2 separate regions of the Mus musculus genome follow, and region 1 is linked to region 2. The links are chromatin loops, found by intact Hi-C in ENCODE. Cell type or tissue: gastrocnemius. All regions are shown on one strand.

Region 1 (8,000 bases), 100 kb before region 2:
TTCACAAACACTGTCTGCATTTCCAGAGGTTCTGAGTTCAGTCCCCAGCACCCACATGGTGGCTCACAACCATCCTTAATGAAATTGGATGCCCTCTGTGTCTCTGAAAACAGCTACAGTGTACTTACATATAATAAATAAATCTTTTTAAAAAAATTCCCTTGAGGGGGCTAGTGAGATGGCTCAGTGGGTAAGAGCACCCGACTGCTCTTCCGAAGGTCCAGAGTTCAAATCCCAGCAACCACATGGTGGCTCACAACCATCTGTAACGAGATCTGACGCCCTCTTCTGGTGTGTCTGAAGACAGCTACAGTGTACTTACATGTAATAAATAAATCTTTTTTTAAAAAAATTCCCTTGAATGGGGAGACAGGGAGACCAGGATGGTGGGGTCTTCCTCCCTACCTGGAGAGAGGGTCTCAATCGGTCTGTCTGTTCCTCCTTGCCCCGTGGAGACCAGGTCTAACCTGTACTTTCGATATAGAGCAAGCTGGCTTTGAGATCACAAGAACCCACTTGCCTCTCCCTCCTAGGTGCTGGGATTATAGGGGTACACCTCCACCTCTGGCTAAGATGGGATCCCTTGTTGAACCTGGAACCCACAGCTCTTTTCAGCTAGATAGGTAGGCATCCTGTATCTGCCTGCCCCAGCTCTGGGGTCCCAGGTTGGAAACAGCCTGGCTTTCTATGTGTTCAGAGGCCAGCCTGGTCTACTGAGGTGGGGTTCAGGAAAGCCAGATCTACAAGGAAAGACCCTGACTCAAAACAAAACAAAACAAAACAACAAAACAAAAACAAATCAATCCAAGTCCCCAAGATGGCTCCGCAGGTGACGTCAGTGGCCACACAAGCCTGGCAAACCGAGTCCTGTGGACCAGAGAACACGAGGCTGTCATCTGATCTCTGCACACGTGCTGTGGAATCGTCTTAGTTGGCATTGTTATTGCTTTGGTGAAACACCGTGAGCAAAAGCAAACTAGGGAGGAAAGGTTACGGCTCAGTCTTCCACATCACTGCTCATCACCGAAGGAAGCCAGCGCAGGAACTCAAGCAGGGCAGGAACCTGGAGGCAGGAGCTGACTCAGAGGCCTCGGAGGGGTGCTGTTTACTGGCTTGCTCCCCATGGCTTGCTCAGCCTGCTTTCTGATAGAACCCAAGATCACCAGCCCGGGGGTAGCACCACCCACAAGTGCCTATGCTCTTCCCCATTAATCACGAGTTAAGAAAATGCCTACAGGCTCACCAGATCTTAGAGAGACATTTTCTTAGCTGGGGTTTCTCCCTCACAGATGACTTCGGCTTGTGTCAAGTCAACATAAAAGTGGCCAGCATAGAAACGTTCCCCACCCCACTCCCATACTAATAAACATCAATTCGTTAACAAATTTAAAAGAGTGTGGCCAGGCGTGGTGGCCCACTCCTTTGATCCCAGCACTTGGGAAGCAGACGCAGGCAGATTTCTGAGTTCGAGGCCAGTCCGGTCTACAAAGTGAGTTCCAGGACAGCCAGGGCTATACAGAGAAACCCTGTCTCGAAAAAACAAAAACAAAAACAAAAACAAAAACAAAAACAAAAACAAAAAAAGACAAAAAAAAAAAAGAGTATGGGGCACGGGCTGGGCAAGTACCTCACTGCTAAGTACGTGGTCCCAGCCCTCAGGAGGCAGAGGCAGGCAGGCATTCCTCTGTGAGTTCAAAGCCAGCCTGGCCTACAAATCAAGTTCCAGGCCAGCCAGGGCTACACAGAGAACCCCTGTTTCAAGAAAACAAAACAAAGCAAGAAGCAGAGATAAACAGATGTGTCTGGGCCCTTGCTCTGCTTTAACCTATATTTGTATGTGTTTGTATGTATATGTGTTTGTATGTATATGTGTGTGCTTTTGTGTATGTATGTGTGAATATGTGTTTGTGTGTATGTGTTTGTGTCTATGTTTGTATGTGCATTTTTATGTGTGTGTGTTTGTGTGTGTATGTGTTTTTATGTGTGTATGTGTTTTTTTGTGTGTGTTTGGGTGTTTGTCTGTGTGTGTCTTTGTGTATGTGTTTTTTTTGTGTGTGTGTATGTGGTTTTTGTGTGTGTGTGTGTTTGTGTCTATGTTTGTGTATGTGTGTGTTTAATTATATCAGAAGAGAAATTTATTTACAGTCCATACAACAGCTTAGAGTTACATGCAACAATTACTCAGTAAAAGCTAAGGACATAACCCCGTAGTAGAGCGCTTGTTCGGCACACACAGGACCCTAGGTTTAACCCTCAACAACATCCAAAATAACTGCTCAGGGGAGACTACATTCAGGTAGACAAGGAGCATGCACATGTTAGAAAACAACACGAAATACAGATGCCACAGAGAAGCTACCAAAGCCAGGCAACACTGTGCCTGTCAGACTGGCAAACACTTCTAAATTTTCATCAGGTGTTTTGGTGGGAAGAAAGGGGGATAAACAGGTACATATACTCAGATAAGGGTAAAATATTTTGGGATGACAATATGTTTGAGAAAATATAATCCCTTTTCAGATGCAAATAAATGTGGACATAGTAATTCCAATCTTAACCATTTGTCCATAAGGACATCATGGCTAAAGATACTCACATTTAAACACTCTACTACACAATGTTTGTAAAAGGGAAAAGTTGGAAATGGCCTGACTGTCTAAACAGTGTGGACACTTAACGCTGCGGTATATTATAGAGACGCCAATGAGATGCTGGGACAAATGGCATGGATGACGCAAACCGGCTCAGTGCAGATACAAGTGTGCGTTTCATTTTTAATCTTGGCCAGAAAGCTGAGAAGCGATCAGAATTTCATGGTGACATTCTGTTTTTCCCCCTCTACAAGCCTCTGCTTTTTTTCATAATTAAAACAGTTGACTTTTCAAACTGAAAAATAGGCTCAGCTGAAACACAATCATATTTAAGTCATCAGTCAGGAGACAAACAACTTTAAATCGATGAGTTAGGAACCAATCACACATCAAACAAGACAAAGTGGTAGCGATTGTTCCAAGTGACCCTCTAATTAATCTTCTGTGCCTTCTCTGAGACCACAGCATCTGAGTTCATGCAGATGAGGTCACTGCATTGTGAAACTGCTGGACCAGAACAACAGTCTACAACCATAACTCACTCACCCACAGACAAGAAGAAAATTAACTCGCTCCCTTATTTTCTTAGGAGAAAACCACACACTTCAAAGTTCAAGGTGGATGAAGCCAGGATGAAGGCAGAGTTCTGGGGCCTGGTGGTTCCGTTCCCCATGACACTGCTTTGTCATCCTTGCTCATGGCATTTTGTCACAGAAGCAGAAAAGTAACCAATCAATCTTGGAGGCACCACATCCCTTACTCATGGCTCCATTCTCCATTGTTCTGGTTACCTGGAGCCAATGGCAGTCTGAAATCCTTTAAACATGTTTTTTGCTTGTTTGTTTGTTTATTTGCTTGTTTTTCTTTTCTCAGAAAGGTTAAAAAAATCCATATTTTACAGTCCAATGTTGTGGATGGACCTGGTGCTGTTTGTATCGTGTGTGTGGTTTTTTTTTTTTTTTTTTTTTTTGGTTTTTCAAGCTCACTCTGTAGACCAGGCTGGCCTCGAACTCAGAAATCCACCTGCCTCTGCCTCCCGACTGCTGGGATTAAAGGCGTGCGCCACCTCGCCTGGCTTTGTGTGTGTGTTTTTATGTGTGTGTGTGTTTATGTGTATGTTTGTATACATTTGTGTATGTGTTTGTGTGTATCTTTGTGTATGTATGTGTATATGTTTGTGTATGTGTTTGTGTGTGTATGTGTTTTGTGTGTGTGTGTAGGTTTGTGTATGTGTGTGTATGTTTGTGTGTGTGTGTATGTTTATGTGTGTGTGTGTGTGTTTGTCAGAAGTTAACTTGCAGAGAGAATTGGGAGCTAGTTTTCTACCACATATGGGCTCCAGGATGGCACTCAAGCCCTCAGGCTCAGAGACCAAATTCTCTGCCCACTTTTGTGCATTGCTTTCTTTCTTTCTTTTTTTTCGAGACAGGGTTTCTCTGTGTAGCCCTGGCTGGCCTTGAACTCAGAAATCCACCTGCCTCTGCCTCCTGAGTGCTGGGATTAAAGGCATGCGCCACCACGCATGCCAGTGATTGTCTGTGATCTCAATGCTCAAGAGGTGGAGACAGGAGGATCAGTAATTCAAAGCCAGACATAGAGAACCAGAAGCCAACCTAAGCCTCCAATAAGGGTGGTATTTATGGAGCTAGAGAGACGGAGCAGCATTTAAGAACACATTCTTGCAGGGGCCCCTTGACCAGTTTCTTATACTCACGTAGCAACTCACAACTTTGCCTATAACTCCAGTTCCGGGGGATCTGTTGCAGCCTTCTGTCTCCTGTAGTCTCCTGCATACACATGGTGTGTATAAACTCATACAGCACACAGGAGCACACATGCATGCGCACACAAACATACAAATAAAATAATTTTTAAAAGGTAGTTTTTTTAAAACCTAAAAACCAAACAGCAAGCAAAAGCCCAAAGCTGAGTTGGTATGTCAATGCATGCCTGTAATCCCAGCACTCAGGAAGTAGAGGCAGGAGGATTGCCTCAAGTTCTAAATGGACTAGGCTACATTGGGAGCACCAGGCCGCTGTGGGTTACATAGTAAAGCGACAATAAAAACGCATAAACAACCTGATCTCCAACAACTAACTGATCAACAACCCAGCTGTGGGTCTTACCGTGTTCATGATTTTACAGTGAGGCCCTCTGCTCAAGGGCCCACAGAACCGACAAAAAGCCTTTTCTTCATGACACTTGGCATAGAAACCACTGTGGGACAAACTCATGGGACTGAGCAGGAAGCAAGGTTGTGACCCTTACCAGGGCTGGCGATGGAACATTTCTACTCTGGGGAAGATGCAGATGGTGCCTAACCTCCTCCTACAATCCTAAGGACAAAGGGGTAGATCCCACAAGGATCCACTGGGGGGAGCTATTGTGCTCACTCTGCATACTTGCTGAGCTATGGGTCCTGGGCAGGGGCCTGGGTAACCTTAAAGAGGCCACTCCCTCTCGGCTTTGTAGATGGAGTCTCTGCCTTAGTTCTGCCCGTCCTAAGGCCAGTGCAATCAGGACACAACAGCACACGACTGGCTACTCTGTTCCTCTCTCCACGAGGGAGTCAACAAGGCCAACTAGGATGGCCTGCAAGGGACACAGCTGGCCTCAGGAGGATGGCGATGATTTGGCTGGGTTGGTGGCTGTGTCTAACAGCTGGTGACAATATTCTAGCCAGATTCCTACATACAGTGGGACCTAGGACAGCTTTCATCTCTTGGGCCCCGAGGACACTTGTGACAGCGACTCTGTTTCCTTGGTGTTTTTCATAACTTCACACCTACAGTCCAACACTGATGCTCACAAGAGTGTCACGGTGTGCACGCTCACGAGTACAAAGTAAATGGTGCGTGTGCATCAGAGATGCTCTTGAAGCTGAGCCTGAGCCTATGCCATTGTCTCTAATGCTCTGTCTTCACATTGGCTTATTTCTATTGGTCTTTTACTCCTTTTTTTTTAAAAAAGACTTATTTATTTATTTTATGTGTATGAGTACACTATAGCTGTCTTCAGACACACCAGAAGGCATCAGATCCCATTACATATGGTTGAGCCACCATGCGGTTGCTGGGAATTGAACTCAGGACCTCTGGAAGAGCTGCCTGTGCTCTTACCCATTGAGCCATCTCTCCAGCCCCCGGTTTAGTGCTCCTACAATTGGTTTTTACTATTACTGGTTTGTGATGCTGAGGTTAGAACTCGGGGCTCTGCTTATGAATGATGTATGCCTCTGACTTTCCCTTGGGATTTTCCCAATGATTTGGGAGTCACAACTGAAGCACTTTGGCTGCTCGCCAGGTAGGGGAAGACCCAGGGCAGGTTGGTGTACTAATTAGGGTAAGAGATGAACTTGCTTTTGGTCCAGGGAGCAGTATTTTCGCTCAAAACCAAGAGCAGCAGACAAACTTGAGATTATTAATATTGTAAAGCCAAGGGTGAACGCGGCGGGGCACAACTGTTATCACAGCCTTTGGGAAGGAGAGGCAAGACAATCAGGAGTTAGAGGCCATCCCTGATGCCATATCAGATTTGAGACCAGCTTGAGATACAAGAGACCCATTTAAAAAATTAAAAAGAGCACAAAGTATGTACATACATGCATGCACATTTAAAACTAGGTTAGAGTTCAGCATAACTATGCTATATGCCTATAATCGCAACACTCAGGAGATGGAGACAGCAGAATCCGAAGTTCAAAGCTAGTCTTAGCTATGTAGAGTTGGAGACTAGCTTGGGCTACCTGAGACAGTGTCAAAATTACATAAAAAGGTAGGGTTGGACTGCCACCTATCCGGTGGCAGAGGGTTGAGGACACTGCTACTCTCTAGTGGACACTTTTAGCATAGCGAGAAAGTGAACACATGGCACTTGCTGTTCTGAAGCTGACCGCCAGAGGGCAGAAGAGTCACTGAGTTAATCATCACCGCGCCCCGGAGAGGGAGGATTCATACCCAGCCAAGGTGAGCACCCTCTTTAGCTTCCATAGCAGCTTTGGGAATGGACACAGCCCTGATTCCCCTCACGCAGCTTAAGGCTGAGCAGAGAAGGTATATGGGTTTAGAACATTGCCAGGGGAGGAGAGCTGGGTAGAAGGCCTGCAGGCGAAGAAGGCTCTAGAAGGGAAGGAGGCCAGTTTGGTTGGAAAACAGACCCTCCCACAATCCCACGACTCTCTGCCCACCCCCACGTCCCTCCATAAGAAGCCAACTCACCTGTACCACCATGCACTAAAATTGAATTGGTTTCTGGGCTCAGGTTTGCTGTCGACTTGATTTTTTTTTTTTTTTTTTTTTTTGGAGGTGGGGGGACACTGTGAGACAGACATTTTCGGCCTCACTCTGTAGCCTAGGAGGCTGGCCTCAAACCACGGCACCTCCTTCTGCCTCTGCTTGGGTGCCAGGCTGACAGGTGTGTGCAGCTACACCCAGCTTGGGCCGTGTTACATTGAGACTTAAGAATTGTTCATATTTATGGGGTACAGTGGAACTAGTTTTTGGCTTGGGGTTGCTTGGTGTCTTATTTAGAGTTTCTCTTGCTGCAACAAAACACCATGACTGAAAAGCTGCTTACTGGCTTGTTCCCCATGGTTTGCTCAGCCTGATTTCTTATAGAACCAGGACCACCAGCCCAGGGGTGGCACCACCCACTACAGGCTGGGCCCCTCATGGGCCTATCAGAGAGACATTTCCTCAACTGAGGCTCCTTCCTCTCTGATGACTGTAGCTTGTGTCGAGCTGACACACAAAACCAGCCAGCACCCTTGCTTTATTGTTTGTTTGTTATTGTTGGTGGTAGTGGTAGGTATATGGCTTTTTTGTTTGTAGCTCTTTTTTTTTTTTTTTGGCATTATTGCAGCTTGAACCTAAGGACATATTTCTTAGCTACTGAGACCAACCATTCAGCGAATACTGGAATTTGGGGTGGGATGGCTGGACCGGCTGGATTTTGAAATCGGGAAGCCATTGAGAGATGAAGCAGATGGGAACAGTGTGACTGCTGGGTGAGAAGAGATGACTTACAGACCATGTGTGAGTCAGAGCTGATGACCAACGTGTCAGTGAGACAGAGAGAACGGAAGGGCCTAGGACAGACAGACCTTCCTGGAGTGTTTTCCCACTGTTATCAGAGGATATAAAGTCCTGGCTTTAGAGATGGAGGAAGAGGCTGGGAACCAGAGTGGTGTGTTTGGGGTGGGGCGGAGGGTGTGGAGGGCATAGAAACTGAGAGAGGTAAGGAAACACTTCTTCCCCTGATGGAAGCCCTGGGGCACCTCTACTTCCATCCAGAGAGACTCCTGGGGACATCTGGCTTCTAGAACTGTAAGACTCTAGCTTGTGTGGCTTGTAAAGCCGAGAAGTCTGTGATGGTCCTTAAAGCAGTGGCAGAAAGCAGCAGCCAGCAACA
Region 2 (8,000 bases):
TGTTCATGAGGGAATGAGGAATGAAGGGAAGTGACAGAGACGGGGTGGGGGTGAGGGCGCAAAGATGCCCTCTGCCTTTTCTCCATGGCGCCATTGAACCGGCGCATGTGGCTCACAGGATGGTTGAAATTTGTAAAGATTTTGGGGAAGCCTCTTAAAAGAAAAATGGCACAAAGAAACAAAGGACAGGATGAGAGTCAGAGAAGAAGGGAAAGAAGGAACTGGAGAGGAAGAAACAGAGACAGAGGATAAGCTCCGCCCCTCCCCAGCTCAGCACTCAGTGCCCCAAGCCCCCATAGGTCCACAGCAGCCAGTGTGCAGGCAGCACCTGCCAGCTCCTTCCCCAGCCACACAGAGCTGGCACCCCCTGCCAGCCCAGCAGCTGTCTTCCACTGACCATAAAGGTCCCTTTCTCCAGTGGCTGTTTGGGTTGGGCCCCGTCTGCCGCATGGCAGTCTGTAGCCTTTGCCCACAAGCACGGGGAGGTTCAGGGCCTCTTCCTGTGGCTGAAGGGCTTGCTTTGTGGGCCCAAAGATCAGCTGGCCAAAGCTCTGGTCCTGGAAGCCAGATGTTTCCAGCCTCCTGATGTTCCAGGAGGTAAACAGGACCCCAGAGCCACCTGAGTCATAGGCCACACTGCCCCCCCCCCCACTCCTCAGCCCGACTCCAGAAGAGAACACACAGCCCCTGTGTCTCCTCTGTTCATGACGTTAATCACTGCACCTCAGACCTGCAGCCAGTGTCAAAGACACCACGAGGAATGTGGCCAGCCTCGGCTCCTAAAGGCTTTGATCAGTCGGGCAAACACTGGGATCCTGTCCAATGCCACACCCAGGGCACTATCAAGAATAATACTAGCCAGGTAGTGGTTGCATACGCCTTTAATCCCAGCATTTAGGAGATAGAAGCAGGCAGATTTCTGAGTTGGAGGCCAGCCTGGTCTACAGAGTGAGTTCCAGGACAGCCAGAGCTACACAAAGAAACCCTGTCTCAAAAAACCAAAAAGAAAGAAGAAGAAGAAGGAGGAGGAGGGGGGAGAGGGGCATGGGGAGGGGAGGGGGAGAAGGGGAGGAGAAGGAGAAAGAAGAAAGAACAAGGAGAAGGAGAAGAAAGAAAGAAAGAAAGAAAGAAAGAAAGAAAGAAAGAAAGGAAGGAAGGAAGAAAGAAAGAGAAAGAGAGAAAGAAAGAAAGAATTTCCCCTTTCATTATTGCACATATGTATATACACTTTGCTTGCCCCATTCGGACAGTACCTCTTGGCATGTGCCCCCATGGCTCCTAACAGCACGGCTGATTCAAGACCACTGGTCTATGCATTCTGCAGAAAGTATGGGGCTGAGTTTCTAGTTGGAGTCAACTGGAAATCCTCTGTGTAGCTTCTGTTTCTTCCCAGGTTTAAGAGCAAGATGCAACCCAGACAGGACGGGGACAGCCTTAAGCCTTCTGTCAGGGATAGGCTAGATAAGGTGTGGAGACTGGTAGATAAGACCAACCATCAGTGGGCGACTGATCTTCTAACTGAGCCCTCACCAATACAGAAGGCAGATGAGGATGTGCTAAAGCCAATGAGTGCCTTGTGGCATTTGAACTATGACCTTAGCTAGTGTCACTCTTAGACTTTTTTTTTTTGGTTTTTCGAGACAGGGTTTCTCTGTGTAGCCCTGGCTGTCCTGGAACTCACTTTGTAGACCAGGCTGGCCTCGCACTCAGAAATCCGCTTGTCTCTGCCTCCCTAGTGCTGGGATTAAAGACTTTTATCTACACGAAACTCAGGCACTGTGGGCCTCAGTTAAACTTGCAAGTACGGTTCAGGGCCACTAAATGTTGAATAAGAAATGTTTGGCAGTGACCATCTTTGTCTGACAGCAAGGCTGGGTTATTATTATTAAATACTGGGTTTTGTTTTTGTTTGGTGCTGGGATTGAACCCAGGGTTTTCCCATGTCACACATACTCACACTTTCTGCCACAAACTACAACCACAGGCTTGGGCCATTATTTCAACACTCTATAGAGTTTTACTTATATACCAATTTTTAAAAAAATTTTTTTGCTTCAATTCATGACATAGCTGAGGATGACCTTGAACTCCTGACTCCTGCGCCTGCCTCCTGAGTGCTGAGATTACAGGCTCCCAGGCACAGCAGGCTTTACGTAAGCTGGGGATGTATCCAGGGCTTCTTGCCCTTATGTGTTAACTCCATCAACTGAACTATCCTTAGACCCTAGTCTTGGTTTTAAATGCAATTTAAAAAAAATTAAGATTTATTTTATTTTCATATATGTGAGTACACTATAGCTGTCTTCAGACACACCAGAAGAGGGCACTGGATCTCCTTACAGATGGTTGTGAGCCACCAAATGGTTGCTGGGAATTGAACTCAGGACCTCTGGAAGAGCAGTCAGGGCTCTTAACCATTGAGCCACCTCTCCAGCCCTTAAAAATTTTGAGATTATAATTTAATTACGTGTCTCCCATCCCTTTCCTCCCTCAAGCCCTCCCATAGACCCCTCACCTTCAAATTCATAGCCCTTTCTTTCCTAATTGTTATCATAAGCATATATGTACAGACATATACATCCCTAAATACAACCTGTTACGTCTGTATAATGCAACATACATGTGTGCTTTCAGGGCTGCCCATTTGGCACTGGATAACCAACCGGTGTGCTCTTCCCTGAGGAAGACCACTTCTCCAGCCCCCAGCAAGCCTCAGTTGCGTAGAGCACTGTATGTAGGGTTCAGGGTTCCCGGATTCTCCCCCATCCTGTTTGGCCGGTCCAGCAGATTTGTCCTTCTGCAGCTTATGTTTGGGTGGTCATACTGGTTAGACTTTATGGATGTAGCTTCTGACGTTACTAGGCAACACAACCTCACAGCAAACTCCCTGATCCTCTGGCTCTTACAGCCTTTCTGTTCCCTCTTCTGTAGTGCTCCCTGAGCCTTAAGTGTGGCAGTATTTTGTAGATGTATTCACTAGGGTGGAGTGTGCTCCACAGGTCTGCATTTTGATTGGTTGTGGATTTCTGTAATGGTTTCTGTCTGTTGCAAAGATAAATATAATTCTTCATAGTATATTCCCAATATTTATTTATTTCAGAAGAGACCTTCTTAGGTAGCCCAGGCTAGCCTCAAACTTATGATCCTCCTGCCTCAGCCTGAGGAAGTTTAGAAATTCAAGATTAGTCTCTGCTACATGAGTTCAAAGCCATCTTGGACTGCATGGGACCTTGTCTCAAAACATTTTTTTTCCTTTTTTTTTTTTTCACTTTTTTTAAAAATTAGGTATTTTCCTCATTTACATTTCCAATGCTATCCCAAAAGTCCCCCATACCCACCCCCCTCAAAACATTTTTTTTAAAGGAAGAAGGAAGGAAGAGAGGACGGGAGGGAGGGTGGAAACACTTTGCTTTTAGTCTCCTTCCTGCCTACCCCATTCTTACCTCCCGCTTTGAACCTGAAAAACCTTGTTAGCTTTCAGTCCTAGGTGATGGCTCTTCCTGGTGGCCAGAGCCTTGTTTAGCACAATGCTTGGGCGCCCTCTGGTGGCGTTTGGAGGAAATACTTAGGCCAGAGCCCAGGTCTCACTCTCTAGTTACCTCTGGACCCCTCTGTAGCCTCTTTACTTGTCTTTCTGCTCAATTTACTCCGCATATGACCCTGCACAGCATCTTTTTATAAATCCTCAGGTCTTCCCAGATGTGACTGATTGTTTTAGAATCCCAAAAAGTCATCCTGGATCCTGGGTGGGCTTGACTCCACAACCTGGTGCTCTCTTAGAAGCAGGACATAGAGACATGCAGAGAAGACTGGATGGAAACAGAAAAGGGCTGGAAGGAGCTCCTTTTCTTTTTTTCCACTCTGTTTTTTTTAATTGGTTACTTTATTTACATTTCAAATGTTATCCCCCTTCCCAGTTAACCCCCTGACCTCCCCCATCTCCCCTGCTTCTAGGAGGGTGATCACCTGTTGGGAGCTATTAAGACAACACAATTGTCCTGATCTCTGAATTGGGCCTCTCCCCCCAAGAAGAAAAAGGGGTCAAAAGCGGGCCACCGACACACCGTTCCGAGAACAACCACAGAATGTTCCAGCCCTAAATCAGCGCCAGATATCTGGACCACACCCTGATACCACCAAGTTCCAGCTTCCCCGTGTAACTGCCAAAAGAAAAATTTCCACTGCCCCACCCCTCCCGCTGATAAGTACTTGTACTTCCCCTTTTGCTTGTGCATTTAAGCCTTGAGCCTTTCTCAATACAGCGGGACCTTCTTGCCACTCAGAATGTTTCCGTGTCGTTCTTGCACTTGGTCCTCATATCTCTCTACCCCCCATTTGGTTCTTAGGAGAAGGTCCCCTCGAGACCCTCGAATAACTGGACCTGCTGGACGGGTCACTCACCCACCCACCCACCCCCTCCCACATCAGCACCCTAGCCCTCCCCAGGACCAAGGGGATCCCCTCCCATTGATGCCAGATAAGGCCATCCTCTGCTAATATGCAACTGGAGCCATGGATTCCCCATGTGTACTCTTCAGTTGATGGTTTAATCGCTGGAGGATTGGGGGGTGGGGTGGGGCTGGCTGGTTGATATCGTTATTCTTCCTATGAGATTGCAAACCTCTTCAGCTCCTTCAGTCCTTCCCCTAACTCCTCCATTGGGGTCCCTGTGCTCAGTTCAATGCTTGGCTTCGAGCATCTGCATCCATATTGGTCAGACTCTGGCAGAGCCTCTCAGGGGACAGCCATACCAGGCTCCTGTCAGCAAGCGCTTCTTGGCATCAGCAATAGCATCTGGATTTGGGTTCATTTTCAAACCAAGGACACTTACCAGCAGCAGATGCCAGGAGAAAGGCACCGGCTGGACCACCTCGGAGCCTCCCAAAGTAGCCTGAACCTTCATCTCAGACATCTGTTCTCCAGAACCCAGCATATCACATTTCTGCGACTCTACCCGGCTGGTGGCCATTTGTTGCCCCAACCTTAGAATCTAGAATATAATCCCAGGAGGTCCCATTCTTCCTACAACAAATGGGCCACTAATGTGAAGCCTCGGGGCTAGAGTGTTCACTGCCTCTCATCTGTATGACAGTCTCATTGTTTGAGAGTTCTGTCTCCTGAGACAACTGAGGATTCCACCAGGGTTAGATCCTGCCATCTCTGCTGGGTAGGGCTCTAGGAGTGAGACTCATAGAGGAGGCAGCACCTGACCTGGACCTTAACGGCTGGAGTGGCAAGAAATAGAAACAGGTGGGCCCTCGGCTTGGTCCTTATGACAGAGCATGGAAAACTGAAGTGGAAAGGAAGGTGTGGGCCATGGACCTTTCTGTTTCTATCTAACTAGGCATTGAGACACAAGCCTGAAACAGAGGCATGTGGCTGAGCGGGATCGAGGTTAGCTTTAAGATGTGAAGGGTCCTAGTGAGCTGCCTGGTCTGGCCTCAGTAGGAGAGAATGCACTTAGTCCTGATGAGACTTAATGTGCCAAGGCAGGTTGGTACCCAAGGAGGCCTCCTGTTCTCTGAAGAGAAAGGAGATGAAAGGTGGGTGGGAAAGAGGATGTGGGAGAAGAGGAGGAAGGGGGGCTGCAATCAAGATATAAAGTGTGGGGCCGTGAAAGGCAGCCTGTTTTGGTTGAACGAGGCTTGCTCCGGAGACCCAATAGAAAACTCTATAAGGGACAGAACAGTGAGTCACATTCCCAGAGACAGGTGCCTGACACCACAGAGCCCCCAACTCCATAATTCTGTGACTATCAGTCACGCAGACAATGTCCCAAGCTCCTGGTATTCTGGCTAGACTCCACCCCCACAGTTACCTGACAATAGCCAGGTATGCTCCTCCCCACAGCTACCTGGCAACAGCAAGGTAGCCCAGCCCACTATAAAAGGAGCTGCTTGGCCTCTCCTCACTCTCTTAAACTCTCACCTTTCTTCCTCTCATCTCCAGCTCTCCTTCCTTCCCCTCCCTCCCCCCCCCTTCTCTCCACGTGGCCATGGCTGACCTCTCTCTTTCTCTCTGCCTTTCTACAATAAAGCTCTAAAATCATAGACTGTCTCTGTTCATCAATGCCTGCCGTGCTTGAACGATGGGATAGGCTTTCCCCTAAAGAGCCTCGTCTAACCTCCCACCAGAAGGCCTTCCTGCGCTCCAGGCATGGACCGGACCAAGGACTCTTGCCCATGTGGAAACCACCCAGCACCCCCTCTCTCCCTGCCCACTTCTTCCTTCGGCCCTGGGGGTGAGCAAGCCACCCCCAGGGCCCCCACTTTGTTCTCAGCTCTTCCACAGCGTCCAGCGACGTCTGACATGCCCGAGATTGAGAACCTGTTATCTCTGACTTCTGTGAGCCCCAGAGACCTCGGACTACCCCTTGTCCACCCCTCGATGGGCTGGGTTCCATGGCTTCCCACAGCCAGACACCAACCGGGGACCACTGGTGGGACATGGGTTTTCTCTCACTTCCTTTACTCCCCCACACCCTCTGTCCAACAATAAAGTAAATAAAAAATCAATTAATGGAAAATAAAAGGTATGAAGGTTCCAATCTTTAAAATTTCTGAGCTTCAGCCACACTAAGTATAGCATTGCCCCATCTCAGGGGAGTTCTCCAAACTAAGCTACTCTCCTCTCCTCTGGTACTGAGGGTTCTCCATCCTGCATCTTTCCAGAAGGAATCTCTGCATTTTCCTGAGGTCACAGACCTATGGCTAGGCTGCACAGTTGGGCATGTGATCTAGACATGCCAACCACAACATTTCACCCAGCAGGCAACAGAAGCAGGACCAGAGGCCTTTGGGAACAGCCATGTGGACGATCAGGTGAATCTCCACAATTCTGAAGTAATGCCCTGGCACAAGAGGAGGTATTCTCAAGAGAGATCCCATGTTCTCCTGTCAGGGACCAAAGAAACCAGGGACAAATGGTTGAGGCACCTATTAACATATCAAAGTGGACACTGGCCTCCTTGGGCTCTCTCAGCATCACAAGTACCTGCTCAGAGTCCAGGCCTCCTCTCAGCACTTCTCTCTCTCTCTCTCTCTCTCTCTCTCTCTCTCTCACACACACACACACACACACACACACACACAGACACACACACACAATACCACACAGATACTCACCCACAGATACAGACACACACACACAACACCACACAGATACTCACCCACAGATACAGACACACATAAACACACACACCGACACACACACATAAACATACACAGATACACAATACACACAGACAGAGACAGGCATAGACGGAAGCACACACACACAACACAGACACACAAACCACACAGATATACACCCACAGATAAAGACACACAGAAACACACACAGAAACACATACACATAAATATACACAGACACACAGACAGACATAGACTGAGGCACACACACAGACACACACAGAGACACACAAACCACACAGATACACACCCACAGATACAGGCAGACACACAGCCCTATCCTAAACCTCGCCATCCCCTGAACTTTGCTTCCCTCCCCACAACTTCTGATTTCTTAAATAATGCAGCCATTTCAGCCATGTGCTTTCTTGACTTCTCTTTGACCCGCTGGCCCCCACTCCTCTGGGCCCTCTCTCTTCTCTCCCTGTCTTGCTTTTCCCATTCCCGTCCCCATCCCCCTGGCCTGGTCTATTCTGCTGGCCATGTTCAATCTGCTACTTTCTCTTTGCTCTGGACCCTTGCAGAGACCTCTGCCTGTGCGCTCCCTCATATCCACAACAGAAACCTTCTCCTCAACCGCACTGAGGAACGGTCATGTCTTCCTTTTCATTACTCTCTCTTCTGGTACAACAACACTGAAACCGTGGGCCCTGAAGAATGAAAAGATCCATTTGGAACCTGGTGTGTGAAGCCCCGGCACTAACCGGAGGAGGAGCTGACTACCAGGAAGAGTTCACACACTCCAACAGCTTGTCTCACAGTCAACTTTCCTGGCTCTGTGTCATCTTCTCTATAAAATTATCACATACC

Evidence for each region. Peaks named below come from ENCODE experiments on the same cell type or tissue, not always from the same donor. Only the 100,000 strongest peaks of a DNase experiment are listed, where the experiment ranks them.
Region 1: it touches region 2 in a loop (5-fold over the local background); 39 of 42 quality-filtered maps call a loop at or near these places.

What each region holds. Positions count from the first base shown.
Region 1 is chr10:60,243,723-60,251,722 of GRCm38, reverse strand. No RefSeq gene overlaps it. Among named protein-coding and RNA genes, the nearest start is that of Chst3, 28 kb to the right of the region's middle. In gastrocnemius, a CTCF peak has its summit at 4,966 (motif pointing right); DNase peaks (open chromatin) are centred at 4,963, 5,882 and 6,481.
Region 2 is chr10:60,143,825-60,151,824 of GRCm38, reverse strand. It overlaps Gm51802 (predicted gene, 51802), which reads left to right. Exons shown (of 2, transcript NR_168572.1): 2 at 3,955-4,282. Among named protein-coding and RNA genes, the nearest start is that of Gm51802, 15 kb to the left of the region's middle. In gastrocnemius, a CTCF peak has its summit at 3,548 (motif pointing left); DNase peaks (open chromatin) are centred at 397 and 3,542; H3K27ac peaks cover 326 bases.